Linked DNA regions of Homo sapiens: region 1 is linked to region 2. Evidence: read pairs that join two places in POLR2A ChIA-PET (ENCODE). Cell type or tissue: K562. All regions are shown on one strand. Links, peaks and the distances in the headings refer to the core of each region. The heading gives the core; the rest is flanking DNA. Region 1 has its middle 13 kb from the start of AGO1. Region 2 overlaps AGO3 (argonaute RISC catalytic component 3).

The links. Peaks named below come from ENCODE experiments on the same cell type or tissue, not always from the same donor. Only the 100,000 strongest peaks of a DNase experiment are listed, where the experiment ranks them.
Region 1: POLR2A ChIA-PET joins it to region 2 with 7 read pairs; 3 of 35 experiments call an interaction of 5 or more read pairs at or near these places.

The regions. Positions count from the first base shown.
Region 1 is chr1:35,867,591-35,871,991 of GRCh38, forward strand. It overlaps a transcript of AGO1 not described here. Among named protein-coding and RNA genes, the nearest start is that of AGO1, 13 kb to the right of the region's middle. In K562, for the core only: no CTCF peak of the experiment used is centred there; a DNase peak (open chromatin) is centred at 2,141; H3K4me3 peaks cover 2,312 bases.
Region 2 is chr1:36,038,756-36,043,156 of GRCh38, forward strand. It overlaps AGO3 (argonaute RISC catalytic component 3), which reads left to right. Exons shown (of 19, transcript NM_024852.4): 15 at 1,035-1,229; 16 at 1,552-1,686. Among named protein-coding and RNA genes, the nearest start is that of TEKT2, 43 kb to the right of the region's middle. In K562, for the core only: no CTCF peak of the experiment used is centred there; no DNase peak of the experiment used is centred there.

The DNA of each region.
Region 1 (4,401 bases), core at 151-4,150, 170 kb before region 2:
AGGTTCAAGTGATTCTCCTGCCTCAGCCTCCCAAGTAGCTAGGATTACAGGCTTGCAACACCATGCCCGGCTAATTTTTGTATTATTTATTTATTTATTTATTTTTGAGATAGAAACTCACTCTGTCACCCAGGCTGGAGTGCAGTGGTGCAATCTCGGCTTACTGCAAGCTCCGCCTCCCAGGTTCAAGCGATTCTTCTGCCTCAGCCTCCCAAGTAGCTGGGACTACAGGCATGTGCCACCATGCCCGGCTAATTTTTATATTTATTTATTTATTTTTTTAAGTCAGGATAACGTTTCACCATATTGGCCAGGCTGGTCTCGAACTCCTGACCTCGTGATCTGTCTGCTTCTGCCTCCCAAAGTGCTGGGATTACAGGCGTGAGCCACTGTGCCTGGCTAATTTTTGTATTTTTAGTAGAGACGGGGTTTCTCCATGTTGGCCAGGCTGGTCTCAAACTCCTGACCTCGAGTGATCCACCCGCCTCAGCCTCCCAAAGTGCTGGGATTACAGGTGTGAGCAACCACACCTGGCCAAGCCTCTAAATTTGTAGTAATTTGTTATGCATCAATAGATAACTAATTACACTATCTGATGTCAAGATTTATTATATAGCCACAGTAATCAAGACAGTATGGTATTTGGCATAAAGAGACACGCGGAACAGAATAGAGAGTCCAGAAATAGGCCCAGACATACATAACCAGTTGATTTTCAACACAAGTGCTAAGGCAATTTAATGGAGGCAATGCTTTCCACAAATGATGCTGGAACAATTGGATAGCCATGAGCAAAAAATTGAATGTTGATCTTTACCTTTCACCATACACAAAAATTTGCTGGAAATGGATTAGGGACTTGCTGGGCATGGTGGCTCACATCTGTAATCCCAGCGCTTTGGGAAGCCGATGCTTGAGACCAGGAGTTCAAGACCAGCCTGGGCAACATAGCAAGACTCCATCTGTACGGAAAAAAAAAAAAAAAAATTAGCCGGGAGTGGTGGTGTGATCCCAGCCACTCTGGAGGCTGAGGTGGGAGGATGGCTTGAGACTGGAAGGGCGAGGCTGCAAGCTGCAGTGAGCTATGATGGCACCACTGCACTCCACTCTAGCCTGGGTGACAGAGTGAGCCATTTCTCCAAAAAAAAAAAAAAAAAAAGGAAATGTTTAAAAGACTTTTATAGACAAATGGTCATAGCAATTTCATTTGTAATGGCACCAAGCTGAAAACAACCCCCCAAATGTCCATCAACATGTGAATGAATATACAAATTGTCATATATCCATACAATGGAGCACACTCAGCAGTAAAATGGAACAAACTTTTTTTTTCTCCTTTCTTGTTGGGAAAAGTGATGGTCAGGTCCAGGGAGACGAACTATTGATTTACACAACAACATAGGTGAATCTCAAAATACTTGTAGTGAGTGGAACAAGCCAGACCCCCTCTCCCCCAAATTATTCCAGTTATATAAAATACTATAAAATGAAAACTTATCTATGGCGACAGAAAAGAGATTAGCAGTTGCAGAGGGAAGGGCAGAGGGGGACGAGAGGCAGGAAACAAAGAGGCAGGATTAAAGTTTGGCGGGGAATGAATAGGGTCGTTATATTGATTGTTGTGAAGGTTTCATGTGTGTATATTTGTTTCAAAACTCATCAGACCGCACACTTTAAACGTGTGTAGTTTTTTTTTTTTTTTTTTTTTTTTAGTTTCACTCTTGTTGCCCAGGCTGGAGTGTAGTGGTGCGATCTCGGCTCACTGCAACCTCCGCCTCCCGGGTTCAAGCGATTCTCCTGCCTCAGTCTCCCGAGTAGCTGGGACTACAGGTGTCTGCCACCACGCCCGGCTAATTTTGTATTTTTACTAGAGACAGGGTTTCGCCATGTTGGTCAGGCTGGCCTCCAACTCCTGACCTCAGGTGATCCACCTGCCTCCGCCTCCCAAAGTGTTGGGATTACAGGCGAGAGCCACTGCGCCCGGCCATGTGCAGTTTATCGAATGTCAGTTATGCCTTAATAGAAGTTGGGGCCTTGGGAAGCGGAAGAACTCAAACTTCCGGCAGACTCGCGGATCTAAATTTACGGACGGAGGGAGGAGCTAGATCGTGCATGCTCAGTCCTTCCTCTACGTTCACCAATCAGATGCCAGTTGCGTGATGGCGTGGGTGGAGCCAAATGTGGACCTGTGAGGACGCCACGTGAGAGGGAAGCCCGTGAGGCAAGCGCCTCAGGAGTGCGTGAGGCCCACGCAGAACTCGGGGAGCCTTTTATCCTGAGGACACAGGGGAAGAATTGGAGGACTATATTCAGGCAAGTAATTTAATCCGGTGTGCATTTTAAAGCAGCAGTTTGTAGCTGTGTTGAAAATGGGCTCAAGAGCGTGGGGAACGACCTGTTGTTGGCAGGCTGTGGAGATATTTATATATTTTTCTTTAATTTTTAATTTTTATTTATTTAATTTTTTTTCCTGTCAGCCTTCTCTTAAACCGTGAACTCTAGAGGGAAAGGACCTCATATTTATCACCCAAGCGTTCCTGCCCTACGTGTACCCCTCCGCCTGTGGCTGGGAGTCCATATGTTTTTGTTGAAGGGGTTGACTAATCTCAGGTCACACTGCTTGTTAGAGCTTGGATTCAAATCTAGGTCTTTTTGTCGTCAAAAGAAAAATAATATAACATTTTTTGTTGTTGTTTTTTGTTTTTTTTTTTGAGACGGAGTCTCACTCTGTCGCCCAGGCTGGGGTGCAGTGGCGCCATCTCGACCCACTGCCAGCTCCGCCTCCCAGGTTCACGCCATTCTCTTGCCTCAGCCTCCCGAGTAGCTGGGACTATAGGCGCCCGCCACCACGCCCGGCTAATTTTTTGTATTTTTAGTAGAGACGGGGTTTCACCGTGTTAGCCAGGATGGTCTCGATCTCTTGACCTCGTGATCTGCACGCCTCGCCTCCCAAAGTGCTGGGATTACAGGCGTGAGCCACCGCGCCTGGCCATATGTATGTTATAAAGGAGAGTATTTGAACAGACACCTATTATCCACCATTCATTTTATCTCCTCCCTACTGAGAGAGAAAATGAATATTATTTTTACCCTTATTTTGGTTTTTTACCTTTATCTTTTGAGATATTCTGTGTGCTACTTCATAATCCATTCCCATTCTTTCCCCTCTGGGATGTAACTACCATCTTGACATTTGAGTTTACCCTTGCTTTTTCTGTATTGTTTAATATGTATATTTGTATCCTTAAACCACATAGTTTACTTTTGCATAGTTTTGAATTTTACAAACTAAGAGTCATACCATAAGCATTCTTCTGCAGCTTGTTTGTTGTCACTCAGTATCATGTTTCTGAGATTTATGTATATCACAATTCATGTATCTGTTCTATTATGGATGGATTTAGTGTAGTTTTCAATATTTTGCTATTACAAACAGTGCTGCTAAGAACATTCTTGTGCCTATCTCCTCTTGGCAATGCAGAAGATTTTCTGTAGTGGAATTGCTGTTTTACAGGGTGTGCACGTCTTCAACTTTACCAAAGAGTGTTGGTTGTACCAGTTTACACTCCCACCAACAGATCATTATTCTACCTCCTTAACTTTTGCCTGATTTAGTGGGTGAAATTGATGTCTCATTGTGGTCTTTGTATTTTCCTTATAAATAATGAGATTAGGCTGGGCGAGGTGGCTCATGCTTGTAATCCCAGCACTTTGGGAGGCCGAGGTGGGTGGGTCGCCCGAGATCAGGAGTTCGAGACCAGTCTGGTCAACATGAAACCCCATCTCTACTAAAAATATAAAAATTAGCCGGGTATGGTGGCGCACACTTGTAGTCCCAGCTACTCAGGAGGCTGAGGCAGGAGAATCACTTGAACCCAGGAGGCGGAAGTTGCAGTGAGCAGAGATCTAGCCACTGCACTCCAGCCTGGTGACAGAGCAAGACTCCGTCTCAAAAAAAAAGAAAAAAAAAAGATTAAACTTTAAAAACATGATTTTTAGTCTGGGTGTGGGGTGGCCCATGCTTGCAATCCCAGCACTTTGGGAGGCCAAGGTGGGAGAATTGCTTGAGTCCAGGAGTTCAAGACCAGCCTGGGCAACATAGTAAGACTCCATCTCTATAAATAAATAATGATTTTTGCCCTTTTCTTCTGTGAAAGAGCTGTAAATGACTTTTGCCTTAAAAAAAAAATAATTGTTGCCTGGGTGCGGTGGCTCACGCCTGTAATCCCAGCACTTTGGGAGGCTGAGGTGGGTGGATCACGAGGTCAGGAGATCGAGACTATCTTGGCTAACACAGTGAAACCCCATCTCTACTAAAAATACAAAAAAATTAGCCGGGTGTGGTGGCGGGCGCCTGTAGTCCCAGGTACTTGGGAGGCTGAGGCAGGAGAATGGCATGAA
Region 2 (4,401 bases), core at 110-4,109:
AGAGAAATTAATATAGCTAGTTTCAAAACCAAGATTAACTTCTCTGAGGACCAGATACAGAACACAAATGCAGCTCAATAAGACTGTATAGATTCAGGCCAAGAGGGAAAATTCTGATTTTAAAATTTATGAAGCGTAACAGTTCTAAGATGAAGCTAAAGTCTTAAGTATGGCTTCTGAGATAGGTTGCTAAAGTGGAAGAGATAGGAAGAAAAATCAGTGGTTTGAATTGGTCCTTGTTTTTTCTTATTTCTTTTCTCTTATTCTCTTATACACATCTTTTTGTCTTTTTCTTTCCTTACTAATCTTTAAGTCTACCAACAACACAAAGAATCTAATTGTTAAATGTATAGTTCAGCCTAGTTATAGGAAAATAGTTTTTTACCCTATACTAGGTGTTTTATTCTGTTCTTCAACGGGAAGTACTATTCTTTTTAATTTTTTAAAAAGATGGGGTAGGCTGGGTGCGGTGGCTCATGCCTGTAATCCCAGCACTTTGGGAGGCCAACGCAGACGGATCACGAGGTCAAGATATCAAGACCATCCTGGCCAACATGGTGAAACCCCATCTCTACTAAAAATACAAAAATTAGCTGGGGGTGGTGGTGCACACCTGTAGTCCCAGCTACTCTGGAGGCTGAGGCAGGAGAATCGCTTGAACCCAGGAGGTGCAGGTTGCAGTGAGCCGAGATTGTGCCACTGCACTCCAGGCTGATGACAGAGCAAGACTGCGTCTCAAAAAAAAAAAAAAAAAAAAAAAAGAGAGAAAGAGAGAGAGATGGGGTCTTGCTATTTTGCCCAGGCTGGCCTTAAATTCCTGGGCACAAGTGATCCTCCTGCCTCAGCTTCCTGAGTAGCTGGGACTATAGGCACATGCCGTCATACCCAACTCAGAATTACTATTTTTGATTACTTTCAAAGTAAACAGTGATGAACAGGTTACAGTAAAATAAAAATGTAAATGAAATTCATGTAATTTTGATTATCATTTATTTTTATTTATTTATTTATTTATTTTACTTTTTCTAACCTAGGTTGTAGGTAGTATGGATGCACACCCAAGCAGATACTGTGCCACAGTAAGAGTTCAGAGACCCCGACAGGAGATCATCCAGGACTTGGCCTCCATGGTCCGGGAACTTCTTATTCAATTTTATAAGTCAACTCGGTTCAAGCCTACTCGTATCATCTTTTATCGGGATGGTGTTTCAGAGGGGCAGTTTAGGCAGGTTGGTTACCTAGAATCTCATCAGACTATGGTGAAATCAGATATTGTGTTTATAATATGGTGTCTAGTTCTAGAGTTAAAAACCTTGTTAGAGTTCCCCAAGTCAAAACTTGGTGTTTTGTTAGATTGTCTTTTTGAAAATGTTCACTACGAATGTGTATGCCTTGCTTGCTAAGACCATGTTCTAATAATCGTTAAAATGGAATCTATTAGCTATAGAGTGGTGAAATTAAGGAATCCTGAGATTAAATCATTATCCTACTTTGAAGTATATAAAAACAAATAGCTGACTATATTGAATCTTTCCATTTCATATTCTCTAGGTATTATATTATGAACTACTAGCAATTCGAGAAGCCTGCATCAGTTTGGAGAAAGACTATCAACCTGGAATAACCTACATTGTAGTTCAGAAGAGACATCACACTCGATTATTTTGTGCTGATAGGACAGAAAGGGTAATCTCACCTCTGTTGTAATACTGTTATAAACCAAGCTTATCCAACATAGTTCATAGAGCATTCAACAAGGGCCCTCTGCCAACAGCAGGATTTCCAATATATAGTAGCAAATTTCAACAATTACATTATGAGTATAGAAGCATCAAAATAGATTATTTTTAACTTTCTAGAATTTCTAGTCACACTCCAAATATTCAAAATCTCATTCTACTTTTTTGTTGTGAAGAAACTCATGGTTTTAAAATTATTCTTCTATTCATATTTTCCTAAAATCTTCAGAAAAAACAGTACATTCTCTTTTTAAAATATCTCATACAAATTAGTTTTTTAAAAAAGTGGAAATTCAGGCCAGGCACAGTGGCTCACACCTGTAATTCCAGCACCTTGGGAGGCCAAGGCAGGCAGATCACTTGAGGTCAGGAGTTCAAGACCAGCCTGGCCAACACGGTGAAACCCTGTCTCTACTAAAAATACAAAAAATAGCCAGGTGTGGTGGCGCACATCTGTAATCCCAGCTACTCGGGAGACTGAGGCAGGAGAATCACTTGAACCCAGGAGGCAGAGGTTGCAGTGAGCCGAGATGGTGCCACTGTACTCCAGCCTGGGCAAGAGAGCAAAACTCCATCTCAAAAAAAAAAAAAAAAAAAAAAGTGGAAATTTATACAAACTAACTTTTAGCCATGTTTCCTTTAAAGTTCACAGAATTATTTTATGCATTTTATAATGTGAATGTATATTTTTTATAATTAGGAAGGAAAGAGAGGTATAAATACCTAAGGAAATATGTTTTCTTTTTTTTTTTTTTTTTTTTTTTTGAGACGGAGTCTCACTCTGTCGCCCAGGTTGGAGTGCGGTGGCGCGATCTCAGCTCGCTGCAAGCTCCGCCTCCCAGGTTCACGCCATTCTTCTGCCTCAGCCTCCTGAGTAGCTGGGACTACAGGCGCCTGCCACCATGCCCGGCTAATTTTTTGTATTTTTAGTAGAGACAGGGTTTCACCGTGTTAGCCAGGACGGTCTCGATCTCCTCACTTTGTGATCCGCCTGCCTCGGCCTGCCAAAGTGCTGGGATTACAGGTGTGAGCCACTGCGCCCGGCCAGAAATATGTTTTCTTATCTGTGTGCAGCAAGACAGCAGTCTTACTGTCATTTTCAGTGCTCTGATCACATCTGCCCCCATCCTGTAAATCTTGGAGCAGAGAAATCTAATGATACCAAGTGTTGTTTCCCCTTGAGAAAGGGATTTGATAGAAAGGACTAAGAGAGGGGTGTTTTTCTTTGCCATACATACTCACTGTATTCCTTTGGGCAAGCAACTTAACATCTCTGTGTCTGTTTATTTCTTAGCAAGATTGGATAATATTAATATCTACCTTATTTGGGTTGTCGGGAGAATTAAATAAAATACGTAATGCACTTAGAACAGGGCTTGGCCCACACTAAGTACTCAGTAAAGATTGGCTAGCTCTCATTAGTAGAGTGATGAGAACAAAAAAAAATTAATAAATAAAGTTTGGCTAGCTGCAGAGTGGTGGTGATAGTGGTAGAATAGAGAAGAAGAAATAATAATAGATATTGTTCTAAGTATTGCTTATAAATTTCATCAATTTAATCCTCACCAACAAGATTATGAGATAGTTGTATTTTTTTGTTTTTGTTTTTTTTGACAGTTTTGCTCTGTTGCCCAGGCTGGAGTGCAGTGGCATGACTTTGGCTCACTGCAGCCCCCACCTCCTGGGTTCAAGTGATTGTCAGGCCTCAGCCTCCTGAGTAGCTGGGATTACAGGCATGTGCCACCACACCCGGCTAATTTTTGTAGTCTTATTAGAGGCAGGATTTCACCATGTTGGCCAGGCTGGTCACAAACTCCTGGTTTCAAATGATCCGCCCACCTCGGCCTCCCAAAGTGCTAGGATTATAGGTGTGAGCCATCACACCCAGCCTACAACTTTTTGTATATATTAATTAGAAGATTTACGTGTTGCTAATTTATTAGAGTTAAGTATTTTTTTAGGACCAGGCATAATTTAGTAGATTATGAACTGTTTTGTTTTGTGCTTGGTAAAGTGAAGCTGGTTGGTCCACACCACTATAATTCAAGGTACTACCTTATAACAGTCACTCACGTGGCAAAAATATTATCTGAGTCAGTAAAATAGTTTCTGATTTGCTAGCCTTGTAAACCTAGACTTACAGTTAATGATTTTAAATGTGTTGGGATAAGGCGGTGGAGGTGGGTATAATAAACATTTTTAAGTGTTTTATAAGGAGCTTGTATCATCAAGAATTTTGGGTCATTTCAGTTATATTATATCCACTCAGAGAAAATCATGGTGTCCTCTTACAAGATGTTGAAACTGATAGTATGAAATAAAAGGAATAAGGCCTTTGCAATTATTTCATTGTTTGAATCCCAGTTCTGCCCTTTATTGTGTGCTATTGAGCAAATTATTTTGTATTCCTGAGCCTTTATTTCCCTAAACAAATGGAAATAATCCCTAACTTGCAGGATTGTTACCAGGTTTTAGAAATAATGTGTTCAAAGTGCCTGATCCATAAATGGTTAACAAATGGTGTGACTGTTGTTGATCTTGTCAGCATTCTCTCTCTCTAAACATCTAGTTTTCTCCAAGGTAAATGCTGATCTTCATAAATCACACGTTCAAGAATACCTACTATGCACAGGTACCATAAATTGGAGCACTTTAAGTTAAT